Regions from separate parts of the Homo sapiens genome. Here regions 1, 3 and 4 are each linked to region 2. The links are chromatin contacts, found by Hi-C or POLR2A ChIA-PET in ENCODE. All regions are on one chromosome and are shown on one strand. The core of a region is the stretch at or near the end of the contact, and the rest is flanking DNA. Distances in the headings are between cores, read along the strand shown. Region 1 overlaps FGD6 (FYVE, RhoGEF and PH domain containing 6). Region 2 overlaps LOC105369917 (a long non-coding RNA gene). Region 3 overlaps FGD6 (FYVE, RhoGEF and PH domain containing 6). Region 4 holds the start of USP44 (ubiquitin specific peptidase 44).

Region 1 (2,892 bases), core at 284-2,783, 220 kb before region 2:
CTATTACCTATCACTTAGGACCTGGTATTCGGCAGAAGCTTTCCTAATAACAACGAGGAGAGCAGTCATTTCAGTTTGCCATGTTAGACTGGTAGTATTCTATGACCTTTCTGCTCCTGCCAAAACAAATTGAGCATTATTCAAAACTTCACTAATAAAACTGCCTCAAATGCCACTGAGGTTATTTTTATCAAAGGAAAAAAAAAGCAGATGTTGGTTCAGCATGTAGGTACACTACAAAATGTACTCTCTGGCCACCAGGTGGCATCACTGATTAATAAAAGTTAATTAACTCCATCACCATCACCCAACATGAGTAGCAAAAAATTAACTGGAACACAACATACTATGTGCAACTTCTAGGGATATGCAAGCTGCCTTTTTTTTTTCTTTCTTTTTTTGGAGGGTCTCGCTCTGTTGCCTAGGCTGGAGTGTGCAGTGGTGTGACCAATGCTCATTGTAGCTTCAATCTCCCAGGCTCAAGTGGCTGTCCCACACCTCAGCCTCCCAAGTAGCTAGGACAACAGACCTGTACTACCACGTTGGGCTAAGTTTTTGATTTTTTGTAGAGACGATGTCTCACTATGTTGCCCAGGCTGGTCTTGAACTCCTGAACTCAAGTGATTCTCTCACCCTGGCCTCCCAAAGTGCTGGGATTATAGGTGTGAGCCACGGTGCCAGTACAAGTTAATTTTGTTCTCATATAAAATGCCCAAGGCCACCGGGCGCAGTGGCTCATGCCTGTAATTCCAGCACTTTGGGAGGCCGAGGTGGGCGGATCATGAGGTCAAGAGTTCGAGACCAGCCTGGCCAACATGGTGAAACCCTGTCTCTACTAAGAATACAAAACTAGCTGGGCATGGGGGCGCATGCCTGTAATCCCAGCTACTCAGGAGGCTGAGGCAGGAGACTCGCTTGAACCTGGGAGGCAGAGGTTGCAGTGAGCTGAGATCGTGCCACTGCACTACAGCCTGGGTGACAGAGCAAGACTCTGTCTCAAGAACAACAACAATAACAAATTCCCACGGCCAGGCATAATGGCTCATGCCTGTAATCCCAGTACTTTGGGAGGCTGAGGTGTGCAGATCACTTGAGGTCAGGAGTTTGAGACTAGCCTGGCCAATATAGTGAAACCCCATCTCTACTAAAAATATAAAAATTCACCAGGCATGGTAGTGGGCACCTGCAATCCCAGCTACTCAGGAGACTGAGGCAGGAGAATTGCTAACTCAGGAGGTGGAGTTTGCAGTGAACCGAGATTGTACCTCTACACTCTAGTCTGGATGACAGAGCGAGACTCTGTCTCAAAAAAAAAAAAAAGAAAGAGAGAGAGAGAAAGGATGAGGACCCAATATATACTATATCTTGTTGGAAATCTAAGTTTTCTGTATAAGGGTTCCCAGGGAGCCTTACCACCACTCATTGATTACCTAATCAATACATAACCAACTTAGAGCAGAAACTAGTCGGAAGTCCTGTTAACCATTAATAAAAATTAGTCATCTGTGGGAATCTGGGACTTTTTGCATTCAACACCCAGTCAGATTCCTGGACCGTGCACTGAGAAATGTTTGGCAGCAAAGCACAGAGGAAATGAGTGTATAGGAGGGATAACATTCCAAAGTCAAGTGTTTTGAATTTGAGGACATGTCTTGCTTTGTATTTTTCAGATTTCTTCTTTCCTCCATAAATATGTAGTGGGATCAGCAACACATACAGAATTATGGGATCCAGAGAAAAGTAAGTCTAGTCAATATGACTTTGTAAAGTTTTATGAAGTTTCAGATTTTGCAAGAAACAACCTAAAATTAGCCTGACTTGTGAAACAAAGTACTGATCATTTTAAATACCAAAAACAAGCATCAAGTGTCAACTTACAAAACATACTGACACTTCAAGGCAGCTTGGCGAAGTGGTCAAGAGCCCTTGCTCTGGAATTAGAAGACAGAAATTCCTGGGCCAGGTGCGATGGCTCATGCCTGTAATCCCAGCACTATGGGAGGCCGAGGTGGGAGGATACAGCCTGGGCACATAGTGAGACCCATCTCTAAGTCTTTAGATGATGATGATGATAATAATAATAAAGATAGAAATGCTTACTCTGCCTGGTCCAGCCACATCTAGTTGAGGCATGGGACTTTGGCCATGCCCCATAGCATTTTTGTGTGTTAATATCCTCATGCATAAAATAACTAGGCTGAACCAGAATGAAAACTGTAACGATTCTCATTCCAAAATATCATGAAACATATTTTGTTGAATAAAATAAAAAATGAAAAATTTGAAAAATTAAATAATGAGGAAAACTTAAACTATGAACATCTCTGAGAAAAACAATTACTAAACTATTTCCTTGTTTTTATAAATGCTTGATTTGACTTAAAAACCATCCTAGGGGTATATCATACAGTACTTAGGTGTTCTATTAGCTCTTTAGTGCATTTAATTTGTTTTGGCTATTTACATAAGTAGGATGGCAATACAACCTTATCTCCCCATATAGTCCTGCCTTATACCTGCTGTCCAGGCATAATTATAAATACTGTCCTCTTTTACTTTTGTAAGTTAATGGGTTTGGATTTATAAGTAACACTGATTAGCACTGTCGGCTGGTGTGGTGGCTTACACCTGTAATCTCAGAACTTTGGGAGGCCGAAGTGGGCAGATCACCGGAGGTCAGGAGTTTGAGACCCGCCTTGCCAACATGGCAAAAACCTGTCTCTACTAATTAGCTGGGGGTAGTGGCACACGCCTATAATCCCAGCTACTCGGGAGGTGGAGGCAGGAGGATCGCTTGAACCCAGGAGGCAGAGGTTGCAGTGAGCCAAGATTGTGCCACTGCACTCCAGCCTGGGTGACAGAGCAAGACTCCATCTCAAAAAAACAAAAATA
Region 2 (2,832 bases), core at 206-2,705:
TGATTATAAGAATTTGGGACAAAGGCTCACGTAAACATGACTTTGGCTCGGGGCAGTGGCTCATGCCTGTAATCCCCCCATTTTGGGAAGATGAGGCAGGAGGATCTATCACTTAAGGCCAGGAGTTTGATGCCAGTCTGGGCAACATAGTGAGACCTCAAATCTACAAAAAATAAAATTAGTCATGTGTGATGGTGTGTGCCTGCCGTCCTAGCTACTTAGGAAGCTGAGGCGGGAGGATCCCTTGAGCCCAGGAGTCAAGGCTGCAGTGAGCTATAATTGTGTCACTGCACTCCGGTCTAGGTGACAGACTCTGTCTCGCTTAAAAAAAAATTAACATGGCTTCATTCCTCATAAAACATTGTGATGAAGAGTCACAATGTTTTGAGTCACTATTCTCTTTACTCCATCTTTGGAGAGGTACGGTGGAGGAGAACAAAAAATGGCCCAAACCAAGCCTTTTAAAGCCTCCTGAAGCACTCAATTCATTTTCTGTCTTGTCCCTTTAAAGGAGAGACATGGCTGGTTCCATCATTCTCTCTCCTCTACTGCGGTGTCACTACACACTTCCACCATTTCCACTGGTCACCTGGAATTGTAACTACAGACTACAGTATTTGTTCCTGTTTTTGTTGTTTTTCGAAATGGAGTCTCACTCTGTCACCCAGGCTGGAGTGATTCTCCTGCCTCAGCCTCCCAAGTAGCTGGAATTATAGGCACACGCCACCATGCCTGGCTAATTTTTGTGTTTTTATTAGAGACGGGGTTTCACCACGTTGACCAGGCTGGTCCTGAACTCCTGGCCTCAGGTGATCCTCCCACCTCAGCCTCCCAGGGAAGTGCTAGGATTATAGGCATGAGCCACTGCAGCTGGCCTGTTCCTGTATTTGCATCTGAACAGTATTTGTATCTGGACAGGAACTCTCTTCCCTCTTGAAGTCAAGGATCACGTCAGAACAGATAGAATAATGTAAATATGTGAGCTGGCAATTTGGAAATAATATTCCACAGAGACAATCTTGTCCCACCCCAGAGCCCTGGATGCACATGTGTATAAAAAAGAACACCTCAGTTAAAGAATCCTTCCAGCCCCATGCATCCGAACAAACAGCTGAAATGAATTTTCAGCTGAGTTTTCACAACGCTCATTGCAAGCTCTTTGCCCTCATTAAATTATCAGGAAAATGCAAGTAATTTATTATGTGTAATCACATCATTCGCGGTAGCACTTCGCCCAGAGAAACCTAGCCCAATATGGTAACATCAGAACAATGCTTCACCTCACATCTTCCTTTGAAAGATAAAGAAAACACAGAATCATTCTGCTTCTCTCCGGGAAGGAAGGCAAAGCGTTTCCCCAGGCCCTCAGAACACCATCTGGCTGCAGTCTTTCCTTTTAGGGACCTGGTATTTTCTGGCCCAGGGACAAAGCGCATTTATTTCAGATGGATCAACACTGTCACCCAGCGGGCAGACAGCTGGGCAGGCTGAGGCCTTAGCCTTGCTCTTGGCTTGACAGCCAGATACTGACAGCCAGTATTTGAATAGGAACCTGTTTGTTTCGGGTGATCAGGATTAATTGTTAATATTCTCTTGGAGGGAACTGGGACAACCTCAGCTGACAAGCCTTTGATTTGGATGTCATGGGTGAGTGCAACTTAAGAAAGACATATATTTTCATCGTGCTGATGCTTTTTTTTTTTTTTAAGCCACTAGTGAATTTATAAGAAGCACAGGCTGTAAACCAACCAAGCATGTCTACCAAGACTCCCAGAATCAAATAGGTTTGCAGGAGCAGGGTGATATTTGGTCACCTGTCAGGTACTCTGGGAAGACTCCTCTACCACAAAATAAGACTAGTTGTTCATTGTTCGTAGTGACAGTGATGAATATTTTGAAAACTGAAAATAGATGTGTGTGTGTGTGTGTGTGTGGTGTGTGTGTGTGTGTATCTGTGTATTGAAATGTCAGGAAATAATCTGCATTACTACGGTGAAATCAGTGGATGAGTTAGTCTTTGTTTCTCTATTTTGTATATATCTCAGAAGACATGCACGGGATGCAACCTCTGTCCCATCTCATTTGTACTGAGTCCTTTTCTCTTGTCTAAACTGTCACTTGACACTTGAAACAAGCTGGATTCCTTTGCATATTGAGGTAGGCTCTGTGCCTTCTTGCTAAATGTACGGTTGAATTATTTCTTCTCCCCAGCTGGAACTCATCAACAAGCTGAAAGCATTCATCTGGGAACACTTTACACTTCTTACGAGCATGTCCGAGGAAGTGGGGGCTGAGACTTCACCTTGTAGAAACTCTTGCAGAATTTTGATTAAAAGCAGTCTCTGTTCATAGTGAGAAAATCTGGATTTGAATTCTGATCCCACCACATGCGAGCTCCTTGACCTTAGATAAGTTAACCTGTGTCTCAGTTTCCACCTCTGTTATCAGGGATAAAATTAGTACCTACCCCCTGGATTGCTGTGAGGATTTAGATAAGAAAATACACATGAATAACTTAGCACAGTGCCTGGGCACATAGTTAAAGATCAATAAACATTAGTATTACCATTGTCATAATTATTATAATGATATCTATCATATATATTATTCCCAAAATGCAACTTTCATAAAGTGCCTCTAGGCTAGCAGATGAAATCATGGCATCTTTTTAGCTGGAAGGGTCCTGAAAGATCATCCAGTCATTGCTTCTCATTAAAATCACCCAGAGAAACTTTTAAAACAAACGCTAATACCTCATTGTAGCCAGACAAAATAATACTTACTGTATGAATCCTTTTTTTTTTTTTTTGAGATGGAGTCTTGGACTGTCAC
Region 3 (2,700 bases), core at 157-2,656, 240 kb before region 2:
TTAATTTACAGAGGCATTTTGAGGTATACAGAAGTAAAATCGGCCAGGCGTGGTGGCTCACGCCTGTAATCCCAACACTTTGGGAGGCTAAGGCGGGTGGATCATTTGAGCTCAGGAGTTCGAGACCAGCATGGCCAACATGGTGAAACCCTGTCTCTACTAAAAATACAAAAGTTAGCCGGGTGTGGTGGTGCATGCCTGTAATCCCAGCTACTCAGGGGGCTGAGGCAGGAGAATTGCTTGAACCAAGGAGGTGGAGGTTGTAGTGAGCCGAGACAGTGCCACTGCACTCCAGCCTGGGTGACAGAGCAACACACTGTCTCCAAAAAAAAAAAAAGCAGAAGTAAAATGACCTGATATCTGCAATTTGTTTTAAAATAGAAAATTATGAAACAGGAAAATCAGTGGCAAAATCTTGATGATTATTTTTAGTTTGGGTGCCTGAATATACAGTTTCTGGTATTATTTGCCCTAACTTTAAGTATATTTGAACTCTTAAAGAGTGTTTCTAAAATAAAAAATTCCACCATTAATAATGGTACATATAGACATATGTTGCTGTATTTTAGAGAACCCAGGTCAGATCAAGAATAGAAACCACTCACCTTCCCTACAATCATCATTCTCAGAAAGCGCCTCCCTAATCCATGGCTTGAGTGCCATTTAGAATGTTCATTCATGTGGATTAAAAAAGGTAGAGATCCACTTTACAAATAAAATTTTAAATCAAATTAATTTCTCAAATTTTCATTACATACAAAGAACAGCAAAAAAGAAATAATCTCTTTCTCTCTAAACCAAACAAAACCCTGCCTTATTTACCGCTACTATTCTAGCATTACTGCCAAAACAAGATGCCATTTAACAGTTACTACGTCAGCCAACTCTGCTAAATGCTTAGCAAATGTCACCATGTCTCACCCTCAGAGCTTCCCCATGGAATACACATTGGATCTTACACCCCTTGCCCCCAACTACAACATCATCACCCACCTTCACCATTTACAGGTAAGGAAACTGAGAATTAGTAATGTTTGATAATTTGCTTTATAGACAACAGACTAAGTGATGAGCTGTTATTAAACCCAAGTGTAGTTAAGGACTGGACCTCTCACCACCAGGTCATTGCTAGCCTCTGCTCATGTTCTCTGCAGAACTACATGATGAGAATACATGCTCAGGGTTCCAAGCAAACATTCATAAAACATTACCATCTCTCCCTCCCTCCCCGGCTCCTCACCAGAAGAGTAACAGAAAGCAGAGAGGCAGATGGTAAATTTGAGAATTGCTGTTGGATTCTTCTGGAGCCCGGGGAGCATGTGGAATGTGATTCAACTGTGTAAATCATGTCACATATGCTGTTCTTTCATTTAATCATTCCTGGCTCTCTCCTGTGTGGGGTTCTGCCAAGACAATGTTTACCAGCTCTTGATAACACATTTCTCACAGACCACACACATTTGCCCGCAGCATCCAGTGGAGATATTCTAGTCTCCTTTTGTAACATGATTAGCAGAAGAATCAGCATCTTCTTCAAACTGAAAAACTGTTAAGTCAAGTATTATTTTCTTTATAGAATGTGTATAGTACAAGAAAGCAAATTTGTGTCAAGTAAGTACCACTTTCCCAATGACTGGGATGAATTGCCAAGGGTTAAAAACCTGGCCGGGCGTGGTGGCTCATGCCCGTAATCCCAGCACTTTGGGAGGCCGAGGAGGGTGGATCACCTGACGTCAGGAGTTCGAGACCAGCCTGGCCAACATGTGAAAACCCTGTCTCTACTAAAAATACAAAAATTAGCCAGGCATGGCGGTGCGCACCTGTAGTCATTGCTACTCAGGAGGCTGAGGCAGGAGAATCACCTGAACCTGGGAGGTGGTGGTTGCAGTGAGCTGAGATTGTGCCACTGCACTCCAGCCTGGGCAACAAGTGAGACTCTGTCTCAAAAAAAAAAAAAAAAAAAAAAAAAGACCATGCCACACCATTTACTACATGGACTAACTGCAGGATGCTTCTCTGAGGTTCAAAGGCCACATCACTTTGATTTGTGAGTAACGCTGTGAGTAACATTCACTGGGAGCCTACTAAGCCAGGACCTAAGCCAAGAACTGGGCACACAAAATATACCTCACTTGTAAGGATGCACACTGAATTGAGGTGAAACATGTATTAACATATGATATGACAAATGTAGATAAATAACATAGAAGTAGTAAATTACCTTATGTAAGTAGCAGGGATGGCTCTGCAAAGGTGATGACAAAGTTAGGACTTAAAGAGTTACAGGAGTTTGGCAGGGAACTCTCTGTGTACCCTCATTCAGTCTGCCAGCCGTGGTCATCTCTAAGCTAATGGTGCCCAAATATATGTCTCTGGCCCCTACTTCCCTCTGAAATCCAGATCCTTACAGAAACTGCCCCTTGATGGCTGCATTTGGATGTTGCATATGCACCTCACATTCCATATGCACACCTGAAACTCAACTCCCAATTTCTCCCCTAAAGCTGTTCCTCTCCCAGTGCTCCCTGTCACAGTGCATGGCACCATCTCCCAATTCATAGTATATGCTGGAGTCTCCTCTGAAGAACTCCTCTTATACCCTGTGTCCAATCAGTCCCCTCCTTTAGGCCACCTCCCAAACCAGATTCCATGCAGCAGCCGGATACTCTTTAAAAAATGCCAATCTGATCACATCATTCC
Region 4 (2,730 bases), core at 134-2,633, 210 kb after region 2:
CGCTTGAACCCAGGAGGCGGAGGTTGTGGTGAGCCTAGATCCACAATTGCACTCAAGCCTGGGCAGCAACAAGAGCGAAACTCCGTCTCAGAAAAAAAAAAAAAAAAAAAAAATCTGATATAACACAGGAAGTTCTTATGTTAACAAAATAGATACAAAATAGCAACAATGTCTAATCAATTCATGTTTGAAAAAAATACCAAATATGTACATTAAGGTTACAACTGCATAAAATGTAGTCATGCAAATAAAGATTAAAGGGATGAATTTGCATAGTTTAATACTCATTTTGTTCTTTTTTCTATATATTTAAGTGCATAATAATTCTGATTCAATAATGACCCCAGTGCACTTCTCCCACTCAAAACATCTAACCTCTATGTTGTACTTTTGCCCACCACCTGAATTTCTCAAATGCATTAAAAGCATTACATGAGGGCATCTCTTAAGATGAAATATTTAAAATTTAAGTATTTCTGGCATGCAATATGGTTTTTCCTGTAATTCCTTGAAAGCAAAATATTAATAATAGAAAAATCAAAACTCTTGCTTTCCTATTATAATGCCATAAAACCATTCTGGAAGGTCGTTTGGGAGATAGGAAGAGTCTTAGTTGCCTCCCTCTGATCTAGTAATTGGGCGGGGTCTTTTAAGGACTAAAATGATGTGAATAAATGAAGAGAAAAAGTGAAATGGGAAGAAAAGCAAAGGCAAGCTGTGTAAGGCATAGGTGGAGAGTGCTGAATAGTGTCTTCAATAAAATGCCTTAATACAATGATGTAAGCTAGGAAGAGGTGCGGAGTGGGAAGGGAAGAGGCTGGAGACAAATTCTCATTACTAGTGTTAGTAATTAAAGAGCAGATGTTTGTAGTTTAGCTTTTTCTTCATACTTATTACTACTTATTCAACTTTGAAATTTCCTCAGCTACCATTTTATTCATGATCTTCACTATCTAGGCCTAAATTATAGCATGCTCTAGCTCATTTCCTGAGCTCCAGAACCTCTCTATTGCAATTTTATTTTTACATAGCAATCATAGTCATTCTTCTCCTTAAATTTTCCTATTTGTTTTTTAACCCGTCTCATCGAATCTAAGCTTTTTACTGTAACATTAAAAAAAAGAAAAGAAAAAAGCCTCCTTCCCTGCCCACCTTCATCAATGATGTCCCCAAACTTACCTATTAAAACCTCAAAATCAGTCTTTCCCCAGGTCGGCCTTTGGATAACTCAGAGGTCAGTCCCTGCAGGATCGCCCAGTTTCCATCAGGGCAAATGCTGATCTCCTAAGTGAAAAGTCCTGGCGGCTGCCTCCAGTGCCCCCCTGCAAATCATTACAAATCAACCTCTTTCAGGTTTGGCTTAAACTCTCACCTCCTGGAAACTGCTTTCCTGAAGTCACAAACCGGGCGTGCAGATCCCCATCCCCCACCCCCAGCAGTGCATTATTATGCAGTCACTGCTTTTGTTCCGAGTTCTGAGCCTGCTTCTATTTGCATCGTAACCTCTTTGGGGGCCGGGACTGTGCACTTGCTCCCTTTCTATACCTCTCCACAGTTCCTAGTACCGGCCAAAAACACTGCTGAAATGCCTAATGAATCAACCAGAAGTTCCTTAGCATAATATAGGAGCGTGGAAGTGATGTTTAGGGGGGCTTCCCTTGCTTCCCTGATCCCCAGATGGAGAGAAATGGCAATTTGCCCTTCCAAGGTAAGCAGTTTCCTAAACCAGATAAAATTTTAACGATTCTGAAACCTAATGGATGTGTAACTACTCAATTCTGAGTTACTACACAAACAGTTTTGCCCTTTGTATCCTGAGAGAAAAGTACGAATGAATTAAAAGAAGACAAAACATTGTAAATTTCATAAACCTCAGAGTGGCTTTTTATGCTTTATGTCGATTTTTAGAATTTCCTAGTCCAGTCTTTCATGAATCGAAGAATATTTCAGGAATCATAATTGCAGACTAAAGAATTTATGAGCTTGTGAAATTTTAGGAATCACTTTTAAGACTTTTCAGAGTTTTACAGACAATGCTCTTACCTAATAACTAATATTCGCTTAACATTTTTTTCAACACCTAAATGCCTGGCACCATGCTAAGCATTGAGATATTCATAGCATTCATTTCAATGGTTATGAGGAGATGAAGGATTGAGCAGAGGAAGTGGGTAAAGAAACGCTAAATAACTCAGCCATAAACTTTTGATTAAGGTGTAGCAACACACTTCAGTTGAACTTTTTAAATGAGAGGAACCCAAACGACCTTAAATTTCTGGCAAATATGAAAGAAAGGAGTTGAGAAAAAAGGAGTATGGAAAAAAGAGCAGCAGATGTAAGCTATGGCCTTAGTGGAGGAAAGTGAGTAGAAGGGGCTTTAGAATTCGCCTTTTTTCTTTAATTCTAAGAATGAGGTTGGTAGCAGGTAAGGAAGGTAAATGCCAGCTGAGTAGATGGTACCAAAGTTGATTTGTTTTTAAAAGACCATTGTTTATTTGGTGGTCTGTCAGGGAAACTTGTACCTTGCAGGTGAATTTCCAACATAGGCCTACTGGAAACTGAAACCCTGAGCCCCAGGGTTTAGGTATAAATGGAAGCAAAATTGTGAAGTGAGTCCATTTCTCCCCCTTTTTAAACATAAACATCCACTCCACCTCCACCCTATACTCAGTTTTTCTTTTCTTTTCTTTTCTTTTTTTTTTTTTTTTTGAGACAGAGTCTCGCTCTGTC

What was found. A loop is a pair of places that touch in the nucleus more often than their neighbours do. ChIA-PET counts read pairs that join two places held with the same protein, here RNA polymerase II (POLR2A). Pooled maps may share reads with other maps.
Region 1: a map of PC-3 shows a loop between it and region 2 (21-fold over the local background). The contact joins two enhancer-like sites. A Hi-C loop is called at or near these places in 111 of 168 maps with a recorded cell type or tissue (A673, CD4-positive, alpha-beta T cell, CD4-positive, alpha-beta memory T cell and 64 more), 20 of 37 single-sample maps with no recorded cell type and 48 of 50 pooled maps. POLR2A ChIA-PET finds 5 or more read pairs at or near these places in 12 of 52 experiments (A549, BJ, GM12878 and 9 more).
Region 3: a loop to region 2 is called in a map of PC-3, with 5 times the contacts of the local background. The contact joins two enhancer-like sites. A Hi-C loop is called at or near these places in 3 of 168 maps with a recorded cell type or tissue (K562, PC-3 and mammary epithelial cell) and 3 of 50 pooled maps. POLR2A ChIA-PET finds 5 or more read pairs at or near these places in 2 of 52 experiments (A549 and endothelial cell of umbilical vein).
Region 4: a map of sigmoid colon shows a loop between it and region 2 (2.9-fold over the local background). The contact joins the promoter of USP44 here to the enhancer-like site in region 2. A Hi-C loop is called at or near these places in 40 of 168 maps with a recorded cell type or tissue (A673, CD4-positive, alpha-beta T cell, Caco-2 and 32 more), 10 of 37 single-sample maps with no recorded cell type and 35 of 50 pooled maps. POLR2A ChIA-PET finds 5 or more read pairs at or near these places in 6 of 52 experiments (AG04449, BJ, OCI-LY7 and 3 more).

Annotation. Positions count from the first base shown.
Region 1 is chr12:95,117,043-95,119,934 of GRCh38, forward strand. All of the region lies in intron 8 of FGD6 (FYVE, RhoGEF and PH domain containing 6), which reads right to left. Among named protein-coding and RNA genes, the nearest start is that of NR2C1, 45 kb to the left of the region's middle. Within about 2 kb of position 1,534, at least 10 of the 41 ENCODE cell types and tissues checked have a DNase peak (open chromatin) inside an H3K27ac peak, as active enhancers do; they include PC-3, ascending aorta, body of pancreas and 3 more, where a contact is called at or near this core.
Region 2 is chr12:95,335,181-95,338,012 of GRCh38, forward strand. LOC105369917 (a long non-coding RNA gene) reads right to left here. Exons shown (of 11, transcript XR_001749265.1): 11 at 2,390-2,478. Among named protein-coding and RNA genes, the nearest start is that of MIR3685, 27 kb to the left of the region's middle. RefSeq lists an enhancer at 1-657. Within about 2 kb of position 1,456, at least 17 of the 41 ENCODE cell types and tissues checked have a DNase peak (open chromatin) inside an H3K27ac peak, as active enhancers do; they include OCI-LY7, PC-3, ascending aorta and 8 more, where a contact is called at or near this core.
Region 3 is chr12:95,095,691-95,098,390 of GRCh38, forward strand. All of the region lies in intron 14 of FGD6 (FYVE, RhoGEF and PH domain containing 6), which reads right to left. Among named protein-coding and RNA genes, the nearest start is that of NR2C1, 23 kb to the left of the region's middle. Within about 2 kb of position 1,407, at least 6 of the 41 ENCODE cell types and tissues checked have a DNase peak (open chromatin) inside an H3K27ac peak, as active enhancers do; they include PC-3, where a contact is called at or near this core.
Region 4 is chr12:95,550,093-95,552,822 of GRCh38, forward strand. It overlaps USP44 (ubiquitin specific peptidase 44), which reads right to left and starts at 1,384. Exons shown (of 6, transcript NM_032147.5): 1 at 1,180-1,384.